Regions from separate parts of the Homo sapiens genome. Here region 2 is linked to region 1. The links are chromatin contacts, found by Hi-C or POLR2A ChIA-PET in ENCODE. All regions are on one chromosome and are shown on one strand. Each heading gives the region's core, a stretch centred on a gene start or an enhancer-like site at or near the end of the contact. The rest is flanking DNA. Distances are from core to core; before and after follow the strand shown.

Region 1 (6,721 bases), core at 2,310-4,809:
TTCTGTTTCCTTGTGGATCTTCTACTTAGTTTTTATATTCATCATTGAAAGTGGGATATTGAAATCTTCAACTGCTATTGTTGAATTGTTTAACTTTTCAGTTTTGTCATTTTTTTCTTCATATATTTTGGAACTGTTGAGAGGTGCATATATATTTGAAATTTTTTTTGATAGACTGACTCTTTTATCATTATAAAATTTCCTTTTTTTTTCTCTAGGAAAATGTTGTTATATATTAGCATAATATAGTATAATTTATTTGTATTTTTTCTCAGATATTAGTATTTCTATTCCAGTTCTCTTTTGGTTATTGTTTATATGGTGTATCTTTTTCCCTTCTTTTGCTTTCAGACTGTTTCTGTCTTTGAATCTACATTTTGTCCCTTACAAAGAACATATAGTTCTATGATTTTTAAAATCCATTCTGCCAATATCTGTCTTTTAATTGGAGTGTTTCAGTGTTAATCTTGAGGATCCTATGTATATGATGAGTTACTTTTTTTTGCTGTTTTTAAGATTCTTTGTCTATGGCTTTTGACAGTTTGATTTTGAAGTGTCTAGGTGTGGATATTTTGAATTTATTCCACTTGGAGTTTGTTGAGCTTCGTGGATGTGTAAATTCATGTTTTTAATCAAATCTGTTAAGTATTGAGCCCTTATGTCTTCAAGTACTTTTTTTCCCCCTTTCTTTTTCTTGCTTCTTTCTGGTACTTCAGTTATGCCTATTAACACTTGATGGTGTCCCACACAAGTCTTTGAGGCTCTGTTCATTTTCCTTCATTCTTTTTCTTTCTGAGATTGGATAACCACAATTGGCCTATCTTCAAGTTTCCCAATTCTCTCTTCTTCCTGCTCACACCTTTCCTGGTGTTCCTCTTGTGAATTTTTCATGTTAATGCCAGAATTTCTATTTGATTTTTAAAAATAAATTATATCTCTCTCCTTTTTTTTTTTTTTTTGAGATGGAGTCTCGCTCTGTCACCCAGGCTGGAGTGCAGTGGTGTGATCTTGGCTCACTGCAACCTCCAACTCCCGGGTTCAAGCATTCTCCTGCCTCAATCTCCCGAGTAGCTGGGATTACAGGTGCGTGCTACCATACCTGGAAATTTTTGTATTTTTTTAGTAGAGACGGGGTCTCACCATGTTGGTAAGGCTGGTCTCGAACTCTTGACCTTGTGATCCGCCTGCCTTGGCCTCCCAAAGTGCTGGGATTACAGGCATGAGCCACTGTGCCCGGCCAAATTATATCTCTTTATTAATATTTTCTATCTGGTGCGACATTTCTCTTTATTTTTATTTTTTTTCTTTTGTAATAGAGATGTAGTCTTGCCATGTTGCCCAGGCTGGTCTCAAACTCCTGAGCTGGCAATCCTCCCACCTCCAGCTCCCAAAGTGCTGGTATTACAGATGTGAGCCACCATACCCAGCTGAGACATAATTCTCACACTCTGCTTTAGTTCTTTTTTTTTTTTTGAGATGGGGTCTCACTCTGTTGCCCAGGTTGGAGTGCAGTCTCAACTCACTGCAACCTCCACCTCCTGGGTTCAAGCGATTCTCCTGCCTCAGCCTCTCAAGTAGCTGGGACTACAGGCATGTACCACTGCACCTGGCTATATATATAATATATAAATTATATTAATATAATTATTTATATATTATATTTATATAGTATGTTAATAATATAATTAGCCAATATATAATATATGTATATATGTGTATATATTATATCATATTGTATATATTTTTTATATATATACACACATATATATATATATATTTTTTTTTTTTTTGAGGCGGAGTCTTACTTTGTTGCCCAGGCTGGAGTGCAATGGTGTGATCTCGGCTCACTGAAAACTTCACCTCCGGGTTCAAGCAATTCTTCTGCCTCAGCCTCCCGAGTAGCTGGGACTACAGGCACCTGCCACCATGCCCAGCTAATTTTTGTGTTTTTAGTAGAGATGGGGTTTCACCATATTGGCCAGGCTGGTCTCGAACTCCTGACCTTGTGATCCACCCACCTCAGCCTCCCAAAGTACTGGGATTACAGGTGCGAGCCACCGTGATTGGCCAATTTTTGTATTTTTAGTAGAGACGGGGTTTCACCATGTTGGCCAGGCTGGTCTTGAACTCCTGACCTCAAGTAATCCACCCGCCTCAGCCTCTGAAAGTGCTGGGATTACAGGCGTGAGCCATTGCACCTGGCCAAGTTCTTTAGAGATGGTTTCCTTCAGTTTTTTTAGACATGGTTTTCAAATATATATTTGAATATATTTAAAATAACTGGGCCAGGCACAGTGGCTCATGCCTGTAATCCCCAGCACTTTGGGAGGCCAAGGCAGGAGGATCACCTGAGGTCAGGAGTGAGACCAGCCTGGCCAACATGGTGAAACCCTGTCTCTACTAAACATACAAAAATTAGCTGGGCACGGTGGCGGGCGCTTATAATCCCATCTGCTCAGAAGCTGAGGCACAAGAATTGCTTGAACCCAAAACACAGAGGCTGCAGTGAGCCTCTGCCTCCCAAAGTGCTAGGATTACAGGCATGAGCCATCACGCCTGGCCCAAACTAGACATTTTAAATAATATAATGTGGCAACTCTGGAAATCAGATTCTCCACCCTCCCCAGGTTTGTTTTGATGGTGCTGTTGTTTTAGTTCGTTTGTTTATTGACTCTTCTGAACTCTGTTTTCTTTGTCAGGTGAGGCCACTGAAGTCCCTGCTCAGTTAGTTTAATGGTCAGCTGATGATGAACAGAGATTTTTCTTAAACAACTGGAGCCAGTAAGTCTCCCAGTCTTTGCCAAGGGCTTCGTGTGAGTGTCGGGGCGTGCCTTCAACACTAAGCCAGGCAGTCAGCAACTCTGCCTTGGTGTTGTCTTTCTGTTTTTCAGAAAGGTTGAAAAATGTGGCCTTTATTTAGGAGACCATGTGTACAACTAAAAATGAAGGGTTTTTTTTTTAACCAAGGAATGAGGGAAACTAGCTATCTCTGCCGCCTTCATTTTACAGGTGAAGAAACTGAGGTTTAGAGAAGTTCGGTAATTTACCCAAGGACATCCAAGCAATAGGTAGTGGTGCTAGGATTAAAATCAGGCAGCCTGAACGGCTGTAGTGGCTCACACCTGTAATCCAGTACGTTGGGAGGCCGAGACAGGTGGATCACGAGGTCAGGAAATTGAGACCATCCTGGCCAGCATGGTGAAACCCCGTTTCTACTAAAAATACAAAAAATTAGCTGGGCATGGTGGCGCGCACCTGTAGTCCCAGCTACTCTGGAGGCTGAGGCAGGAGAATTGCTTGAACCTGGGAGGCAGAGGTTGCAGTGAGCTGAGATCATGCCACTGCACTGCAGCCTGGTGACAGAGGGAGACTCTGTCTCTAAATAAATAAGTAAATAAATAAAAATCAGGCAACCTGACCCTAAATCACTTTGCCTTACAGAATAGGAAACTGGGGTTCAGAGAAGTTAAAGAACTCTGAGGTCATGTAGCTGGCTAGTGCAGATCTGTCTGGCCCCAGAGCTTATCCTTTCCCCCTTAGTTGCCCCAAATCTATCTTACCCTGGTGGGCCACCAGGAGGAGTGACAAAAAATAGACCTGAATGTTTAAGCTGAAAACACCTGGAAGAGGCCAATTAAGATACCTAAATAAAGTGCCCTTTAAACAACCAGGACAACAATAAATATCTGAAGGTCAGCAAATGAATCAAAATGCTAGATAATCAGAAAGAGCTATTAAGGAACAAACACTGTAGAACTTGCTTGTATACTGGAGCAGGATTAAGGAACTGGTTAGGTCAAGGCTGTGAATTGCCATTAAGAAATCAGTATTAAAAGTTGCTGTCTTGATTGGGACTCTAAGTACCTTCTGTTTTGTTTTTCCCACTAATTTCCCAGACTCCCAGGCCCTTCCAACCAGTCAGTAGGTTAGTATTAATCCCTTTAACCCCCATACATCCCTGGGGTGGGGTTAGGCCCAGTTAAACCCAGGCCTCAAGGTTCCATTGAACCCACCCAAGGTCTGTGGGAAGAGACCCCAGTGCCTGTCTTGACTCACCCATTTCTTTTCTTTGTCAGCTCTTGTTTTTCTTCACCTTGGATTATCCTGAAGCTCAGTTAATTGAGTCCTGAATAAGTAAGGGCATGTTGTAATTCCAAATTCAAGACAAGTTTTCTATTTAACCAGAGGTCCTTTTCATGTTACTCACAGAGGAGACACTCAAGACGGGGTATCAATGGAATTGCAGTTTGATAACTAAACAGAAGCACACTTGAAACTCTGGTGACTAATACAGCCCCATTCACACCTACCGAAAGACAATCCCCTGCTCTATCTGTGGTTTGAATCGATCACAAAAAACACAGATTTGCTTCCAGCAGCTAAAGTAATTTTAGTTTTATCAAATAGTGTATGTTTGGGTTTCTAGAGTTAAAAAAAAACTCATGCTTGGACCTTGGGCACCCATTGGAAGCTGCCTATCTGTTCCCACCCTTGCTGCTAGGACTCTCCTCACTGCTGTTAGCACACAGTGGGTTTCTACTGCTAAGAACTCCCTCCTCAACCCTGCCCTGGCACCCTAAAAATGACCTGTGCTGATACCTTCTCTCCCCTGCTCCCCATACACCCACAGGTGCAGGAACAGCTCCAGCTCTGCCTTTGTCCCGCGCTTTGAGCTTTTTTCAGGCTTCACCACTGCTCTTTCTTTGGCTTCATACTTGGGTTCTTTTTCTGTACAGGGTTAACAACTATATCATGAGAATATTAGTTAGATTCCATTTAACTTTTTACAATTTAATTAAATAGAGGTAATTATAGATTCACATCGGGTTGTAAGAAATAATACAGAGAGATACAATGTGTCTTTTATCCACAGTTTCCTTCCAATGGTAACATCTTACAAAACTCTAGTATGTGCAATATTACAACTAGGAAATTGATGGTACAATCCATAGATCTTGATCAGATTTCCCTCCTGTCTTACATTTACTCTGTGTGTGTGTGTGTGTGTGTGTGTGTGCACGTGCACGTGTATTTAATTCTATGCCATTTTATCACATGTGGAGGTTTGTATATCAATCACCATCTCTTATGTTGCCTTTTTGTAACATAATCTATTTCCCTCTCCTTCCATCCTCCACCCCCTGGCCCTAACCCCTGCCAATCACTAAACTATACTCTCTCACACTAATTTTATGGTTTCAAGAACGTTATATAAATAAAATCATAACATACGTAATTCTTTGGGATTGGCTTTTTCACTTGAAATCCATCCAAGTTTTGTGTGTATCCATGGTTTGCTCCCTTTTTATTGCTGGGTAGTAGTCCAAGGTCTAGATGCACCACAGTTTGTTTAACCATTTGCCCACTGAGACATCTGGGTTGTTTCCAGGGCCTATTATAAATAATGCTGCTGTGGACATTTGTATATAGGGTTTTGTGTGAACATAAAATATGTTTTTATGTTTCTGGGATAAGTACCCAAGAGTGAAATTGCTGGGTTTTGTGGTAATTGCATGTTTAGTTTTATAAGAAACTTCCAAAATGTTCTCTAGAGTGGCTATACCCACCAGCAATGTATGAGAGATTCAGTTTTTCTACATCCTTATCAGCAATTGATATGGTCACTATTTTAAATTTTAACCATTCTGATAGGTGTGTAGTAAAATTTCACTGAAGTTATTTCGTTTTAAAAAACAATTTGTACTTTTCAACTTTTGTTACTAAATATTTGTGCAGCTTTTATATTTTTATTTTTCAGAAACATTTTAATTACTGAATAGCTGTGTAACATGTTAGAAAAATCCAAGTAATATTTCACATAATTCCATTTCACTTGCCTGTCCATACTTTTTCAGTATGCCAAGAATTCTATGCCTACTTTTGACACATAACTTGATGTCAAGTTTCACTTGATGAAACCTTTTTGATAATTGTCAACTCAAAAGTTAACACGACATATACTTCATGAAAATGGAGTTAATTGGCTATTCTGAGCCTTTTATAAAGAGAATTGCTTCATCCACATACCAATTAAGTTTCTATATTTATAAAATATTTTTCTAATCAAAAAATTAATTGAAACTATGAAAAAATAGACACCTGGCTGTTTCTTTCTTTTTCTGTTGTTGAGACAGAGTCTCACTCAGTCACCCGGGCTGGAGTACAGTGGCACCATCTTGGCTCACTGCAACCTCCACCTCCACCTCCAGGGTTCAAGCGATTCTTGTGTCTCAGTCTCCCAAGTAGTTGGAATTACAGGTGCACACTATCACGCCTGGCTAATTTTTGTGTTTTTAGTAGAGATGGGGTTTCACCATGTTGGCCAGGCTGGTCTCGAACTCCTGGCCTCAAGTGATCTACCCACCTCTACCTCCCAAAGTGCTGGAATTACAGGTGTGAGCCACCATGCCCAGCCAACCTGGCTGTTTCTTTTCCAGCCCTTCCAGAATGAGAATTCATGTAGGCCATCTGCCCCACTCTGATCTGCAAGCTGCCTCCCTGATTCCTTGACTCCCTGCAACCCACATCCCCTCCTGTCTTCAGGACATCATACTCGCACCTGGGGGAAAAGGGGAAGTAAAAAGGGAGGCTCAGTGCCCCTGGGTCTGCTTTGTCTGTGAGAGAAATCTGACATTGTTGGCAGAGAACTAACATGTCTTCTTAGAAAAAAGTAGAGCCCCAGTTGCCTGGATACAGTCAGGAATACATATCACTGGATCTG
Region 2 (6,721 bases), core at 1,105-3,604, 110 kb after region 1:
CGTGGTTTAAACTTGTTGCACTACCACTTCCACATACACAAATGCTGGGTTCTTCTGATCTTTAGCACTTCAGGATGTGTGAATCACTGTTTAATTTATGTCTTTGTTCATTGTCTATATTCCTACCCAGAATTTAGGCTCCATGAGGTCAAGGACTTTGTCCACTTTGTTCACTGTTTTATCCTTAGTGCCTGTACATTGTTGGTCTTGAATAAACGTTTGTTGGAGGAATCCAAACACAAGTACTGTTAACATTTAGACTTTTTTCTTCTAGTTTTCTAGGCAGCAAGTTTTACTATTTTGTAACAGGATGGAACACTAACATCTATTCAATGCCAGGCACTGCGCTAGGGATTTTACATACTATATTTCATTTTATCTCTCAAAACCCCTCAAAGATATTATCCCTGATTTACAGATGAGAAAAACAAAAGCTCAAAGATATTAATATGCTCAAGTTCACACCCTAGGAAATTGAAACTGGATTCAAATCAAAATCCATGACTCTAAGTCTGTGCAATTTCACTGCATCATTGTCCTCTATATAGTTGTACTCTAGCTGTATCTGTATTCATATTTATCTTTTTCCACTTAGTTTTATATCCTAAGTATTTCCTCATGTCATCACATTCCATTTCCTATTTTAATGGAAAAAGCTAACTGTATAAATGAGGGTCATACTAGAGATAGCAGTAATATACATTGGCTGAAGGTCATAAACACCTATCATTTAAGCGTTTCATTATGAACTTTCCTAAAAATCATATTTAATCTAACCTTCGTGCTTTTATCCAAAAGCTCATCCCTACTCCTGTTCACCTACCCATATTTGTATTACTTGGGATTCTCAGATTCAACCTAATCACTTAAGTTTTTGTTTTTTAGGGAGGTTATTTATGATAAGACACAAGATTCACTCACAGATTTGAAGCTGAACAGTTAAGCCTTGAAAAAGTCCTCTGGCCCTTGGCCATTGGGGCTTGCTTACCATCCCCTGCCTTTGAATTTCTGCCTGTTGGCATCATCCTCTCAGACCAGCTTTGAAGACATAGCTGCCTTGGGCACACATCCTTGCAGCTCTCTGACTAGAGAAAAAAGGAATATCTTTCTTCCGCTTGAGTCTGAAAATGAGTGGTAAAAAGACACTGAATGACCTGGGCGGGACTTTGTGCCTATCTAGAGACCAGTCAATGTGCCCAGAAGAAAGAAGAACACTGATTAACTCAACTTGAGCATGTGCCATACCTCTGAAGTACTTCATGATTAGTAGCCCCCACATGGTTTTAAGGAGCATTTGCCAGAAAAAAAAAAATGCCTGTTCTGTACAGACAAAAGGTTGAATGCCCCTCTATAGGCCACCGCACCTGGCCTCAGGTGCTTTTTGAGTGGACTGAACTTCACGATCATTACCTCACATCCTCACATCACAGGTCAAATCCTGTCTCCTTTCTTGATGACTTCATTCATTATGAGAAAAGGTTCATGGAGCGCCTACCATGTGGTAGGCATTGCTAGGTTCTGGAGACATCCATTTACTCATTCAGTCAGTCAGCAATTTTTATTCAGAGCTTTCTGTGCCAAGTACTATGCTAAGTTGCTGGGGGACACAGCAGTGAGGAAGACAGATGAGATCTCTGCCCTCTCAGAACTTGTGTCATGTCGGCCAGGCGTGATGGCTCATGCCTGTAATCCCAACACTTTGGGAGGCTGAGGAGAGTAGATCACCTGAGGCTGGGAGCTTGAAACTAGCCTGGCCAACATGGCGAAACCCTATCTCTACTAAAAATACAAAAAATTAGCTGAATGTGGTTGCACATGCCTGTAATTCCAGCTACTCAGGAGGCCGAGGCTGGAGAACTGCTTGAACCTGGGAGACAGAGGTTGCAGGAAGCCAAGATCACACCACTGCACACCAGCCTGGGCAACAGAGCGAGACTCTGCATCAAAAAAAAAAAAAAAAAAAAAAAAAAAGCAAAATTTATGTGGGGACAACAGTTAATAAACAAGTAGATAAATGAAACAATTACAGATTGTGAGAAGAAATGAAGAGATGAAAAGCGTACCTTATTCAGAGAATGATGAGGGTGGGCATGGGGGAGGGTGTCTGCTTGGGTGGTGAAGGCCAGGCTCTCTGAAGAGCTGATACTGGAAAACTTAACCAACCCATGTGTCCTCCTTTTGAAGCCCTCACAGGCCTTGGCATAGAGGCTGAGCACATGAAGATCTGCTAAAGTGAATGGGAAACTAGGGAAATGAAAATAAATATCTAGCTTAGTGTAAAAGTAAGGAAATATTTTTTGAAAATTGAAACCTGTTGGGTAAAGGTCATGCTCTCTTAGAGCTTTTGAAAAAAAACACATCATTTAACAGTCATTAAGAAAAAATGTGTGACCACAGGAACTGCAGAGTTCATAGGTTTCAATACATATTTCAAAACAAGCCTCAGAAATAACAATCCAATGTGTCATTGCTATACAACTCCTTGAAAAATAAATCCACAACAAAAGGAAAAAAATAAGACTATTTTGCAGTCCAGATATCTAAGTATTAAAGAACTTATAGGAGCCTCTGAAAATCCAGTAGGCATGTTTATGTCTTTATGATGATCTTCTCCCCTGGATAAATTTGTTTTTAGAAAGAACTAAAAACTTCTATTTTGAGATTGCTCTGTACACATGCATGATATTTGACCATGTAGAGTCATGAACATGCTCTGTCTATACATTCACATACATAAAGACAGGGGGATGTGGAAAGGATATGGATTTAGTCAGATAGAATTGGGTCCCAATTCTGGTTCCAGTACTTTTTTTTTTTTTTGAAACGCAGCTTCACTCTGTCATCCAGGCTGTATTGCAATGGTGTGATCTCAGCTCACTGCAACACCCGCCTCCCAGGTTCAAGCGATTCTCCTGCCTCAGCCTCCTGAGTAGCTGGAATTGCAGGCACCCACTGCCACACCTGGCTAATTTTTGTATTTTTAGCAGAGACGGGGTTCACCATGTTGGCCAGGCTGGTCTTGAACTCCTGACCTCAGGTGATCCACCAGCCCCAGCCTCCCAAACTGCTGGGATTACAGGCATGAGCCACCGCGCCCGGCCTGGTTCCACCACTTATTAGCTGTGTGATTTTGAACAAGTTATTTGACTTTTCCAGGCCTCATTTCTCATCTGTGAAATAGAGGTAATAATAACTTCACAGGGTTTTCTGAAGTTTTCATTAAATCAGATGTGTTGAATGCTAGGTAGATGTATTGAATGTGAAACAGAGGCAAACCCTAATGAATGGTATTTATTCATTTATTTAAGATTTACTTATTTACTAGGCCTGGACAAGACATAATCTCATTTCTATTACTCTTACAGTCTATGAAAGAGAAAATTCAGAATATTTCGTTTGCTTCTGATTCTGATCACACTAGAAACATTAAATGACAACCACTACTATTTCATTAACATATCAGGAGTCAATTGGAACAAGTTCAGCTGTGAAATAATTTTGAAAAGGTTAAGTGTTTTTCTGTTCTTTCTGCTTTAGCTCAGAACATACATGGGATACATTTAATTATTCATGTGTAAAGGAAAGATCCCAAATAACATTCAGTCAAACCAGTATTTTCACAGGCCAGAGGGGCCTTGGCCATCTGTGTGAGTGTTGTTGCCTCTCCTAAGTTTTCTGCTCATTCCTGCATCTGTGATCTGGTTCAAGGTGCTTTTTTCTTTTTAATTTTTCACTTTTTATTTTTTTATTTGAGATAGGGTTTCACTCCTGTCACCCAGGCTGGAGTGCAGTGGCACGATCTTGGCTCACTGCAGCCTCCGTCTCCCACACTTAAGCGATTCTCCTGTCTCAACCTCCTGAGTAGCTGGGACTACAGGCACATGCCACTACATCTGGCTAATTTTTTTTTTTTTTTTTTTTTTTTTTTAGTAGAGACAGGGTTTTGGCATGTTGCCTAGGCTAGTCTCAAACTCCTGAGCTCAAGTGATCTGCCCACCTTAGCCTCCCAAAGTGCTGGGATTACAGGTATGAGACACCACACCTGGCCTCAAGTGCTTTTTGACAGGACTGAACTTCACATCTACTCATCTCAATTTCATTCATCCTCCTACCTAGTTATTCATCCTCCTTACCTAGTTACTCATTCCATCTGCCATCATAGCTTTGGTTTTAGGGAAAGGGGATTTCACAGTTCTTTTGTTCCATCAACAAACAATATTTACTCTTGAATGTCTCAAATTTTTCTCACCTTTTTATAAGCAGGAATTCCCCCTTAAATTGTCTCAGCCCGTCTTTAAGTCATGCTGCCTCAAAAATGGAGTACTGGTATCTTATAGTTACTTATAGTGACTTGGTCCATATTCCACCTAAAGTAGAAATCTTTAAAATATCCTACTTGAGATGATGGGGCAATCAATACTTGAAGACATAGCCAAGTCCTTATGGGTAGCTCTAATCTTAAGAAAGGTTTTCTTTTCGTTAAACAGTTCACACAGGCTATCTCTGGAGAGTAGAGATGGAGGAAGGTGAGAGGCAGGAAAGGAAAGGGAAAGGAGGAGAAAGATTTTCAAGTTTCATAATATACCCTTTTGTTATGAATGTATTTTTTCCCTTGTGGGTGAATTACTTAAATTTAATCAAAATCTGCATCCCCTTAACCATCAGTACTAGAATTACACACAGTAAATCTGACGCTTCCTCCAAATAACACTTTCAAATCTTAAACTACCTTGTCCTTTTCATGTCTATTCATCTTTAAGCTAAGGACACTATTCCTTCAAATGTTCCTCGTATGATCAAGCACATACCTTTATTAGTTACCTCTTGCAGCATTTATTTTTTTCTTCCCTTGACCCAATAGCCCCTGATTTCTGAGCGGGGCTCCATCTGGTTCTGGAGAAGCTGACTCTGCCCCTGCTCCAAGGGTGGAGTATATGACCTAGGCTATCGTTCCTTTTTCCTGGCCACAGAGATGGGTTCAAGGGGTGGACACTTGATCAACGCTAGTCCAATCAGAACAAATCTCAGGGGTGAACTAGAAATGATAGTTTTAAAGTGTGGGGTGAAGATGAGGATGCATGGAACCTTGGGAATTGTTGACGTTTATCTTGGACCATGAAGGGAAGAGCCTACTGAAAAATGCACCAATATTCAAAAAGCAGGTGGAGAGATGGAGAGAAAAATCTGAGTACTTCTTGTATGAGAAGAAAGGCCTTGTTTGAAGGCAATTCTACTTTAGAATTATGTGATTTCAACTACAAGTCAACATACTATTTTGCTTAGCCCAGTTTGAGTCTAGTGCTTTGTTACTTGCAACTGAAAATATCCTGACTGATATGTGTGAGATGGTTCTTCCCTAGAGTTGCCTGCCTTTGGACAGACTTCAGTTTGTCAGTGACCTGCTTACCAGGTTCCCAGAACACAACCTACTATTGTAGATGAGATTGACCATGGCAGGCCACAGAGGCTTTCTAATGAGCCTGGATCCCAATGTATTGCTATTATGTCTGAACTTGAAACTGTACTGGAATTTTGATCACCCCAATTCCAACAACTATCACCAGAAAACTACCTATTTTACGAATCATTTGGGAACACAAACCCTAAACACCCAGGAGCTTGCAGGAGAAAATAGAAAGGATATTTCAGAATATACTTTTGATATTTCAGAATATCCTTTTCTATAAAAAGTTCAAAGTCCCTTCTGTTTCTGCTTTAGCTTTCAGAAACAGAATTACCAACTCCTTGCTTAGTTTAATTTTGACATGTGTATTTAACAAATTGCAGGTTTTCAAAATAATTACTATACACAAGTACTGTTTAAAAAAAAAATTTTTTTTCTGAGCAAAGTAACCACCATGTTTTGCAACCATGTTGAGTGGTTGCCATCAACGATGAAGTAAGAGCACCGGAGGTCTTTCCTGGGGAAGAACACAGCTCATGCACCCCCAAGAGGCCTCTGGGTTGACATTTCCTTGGTGACTTTACCAAGATCCAGATTCTGGACCTCAGTTTGGGCAGGTCCATAAACTAGACTTTATAAGTGTATTCCCAGAGGTGCAGACTCAGTGGAACACTCACATGAGATGGACATGTAAATCAGAATGCCAATGCTTTCATTTTTCAATGGAGATGACCTTTTGCAGGAGATAGATGACCTGCATTTCATTCAGAACACCACACTTCCCTTTCCTAGGGGTAGAAAATTGGAAAGCTGGATTAGTAATAAAGACAACTGCTGGGTGAGCATGGAATTAAGAGAAAGGGAGTGGATTGTCTTGAGGACTATTTCACCCAGGTCATGATGAGACTCTGATAAAATACATCCTCACACATGGGTGATAATATTTATCTAGGGGGCTGGGCACGGTGGCCCATGCCTGTAATCCCAGCACTTTGGGAGGCCGAGGTAGATGGATCACCTGAGGTCGGGAGTTCGAGACCAGCCTGACCAAGATGGTGAAACCCTGTCTCTACTAAAAATACAAAAATTAGCTGGACATGATGGCGGGTGCCTGTAATCCTAGCTACTTGGGAGGCTGAGGCAGGAGAATTTCTCGAACCCAGGAGGTGGAGGTTGCAGTGAGCCCAAACGGCGCCACTGTACTCCAGCCTGGGTGACAGAGCAAGACTCTGTCTCAAAAAAAAAAAAAAAAATCTATCTGGGGGCCAAAGGGAATGTGGCATGGTCCACATTATCAAAGTTCTCTTTGTAGAATGA

What was found. A loop is a pair of places that touch in the nucleus more often than their neighbours do. ChIA-PET counts read pairs that join two places held with the same protein, here RNA polymerase II (POLR2A). Pooled maps may share reads with other maps.
Region 2: a pooled map shows a loop between it and region 1 (2.0-fold over the local background). The contact joins two enhancer-like sites. A Hi-C loop is called at or near these places in 2 of 37 single-sample maps with no recorded cell type and 3 of 50 pooled maps. POLR2A ChIA-PET finds 5 or more read pairs at or near these places in 3 of 52 experiments (AG04450, GM10248 and activated B cell).

Annotation. Positions count from the first base shown.
Region 1 is chr1:178,569,237-178,575,957 of GRCh38, forward strand. It overlaps LOC105371632 (a long non-coding RNA gene), which reads right to left. Exons shown (of 4, transcript XR_922315.3): 1 at 4,057-6,721. Among named protein-coding and RNA genes, the nearest start is that of C1orf220, 30 kb to the left of the region's middle. Within about 2 kb of position 3,560, at least 2 of the 41 ENCODE cell types and tissues checked have a DNase peak (open chromatin) inside an H3K27ac peak, as active enhancers do.
Region 2 is chr1:178,682,502-178,689,222 of GRCh38, forward strand. No RefSeq gene overlaps it. Among named protein-coding and RNA genes, the nearest start is that of MIR4424, 8.1 kb to the left of the region's middle. RefSeq lists an enhancer at 1,470-2,669. Within about 2 kb of position 2,355, at least 5 of the 41 ENCODE cell types and tissues checked have a DNase peak (open chromatin) inside an H3K27ac peak, as active enhancers do.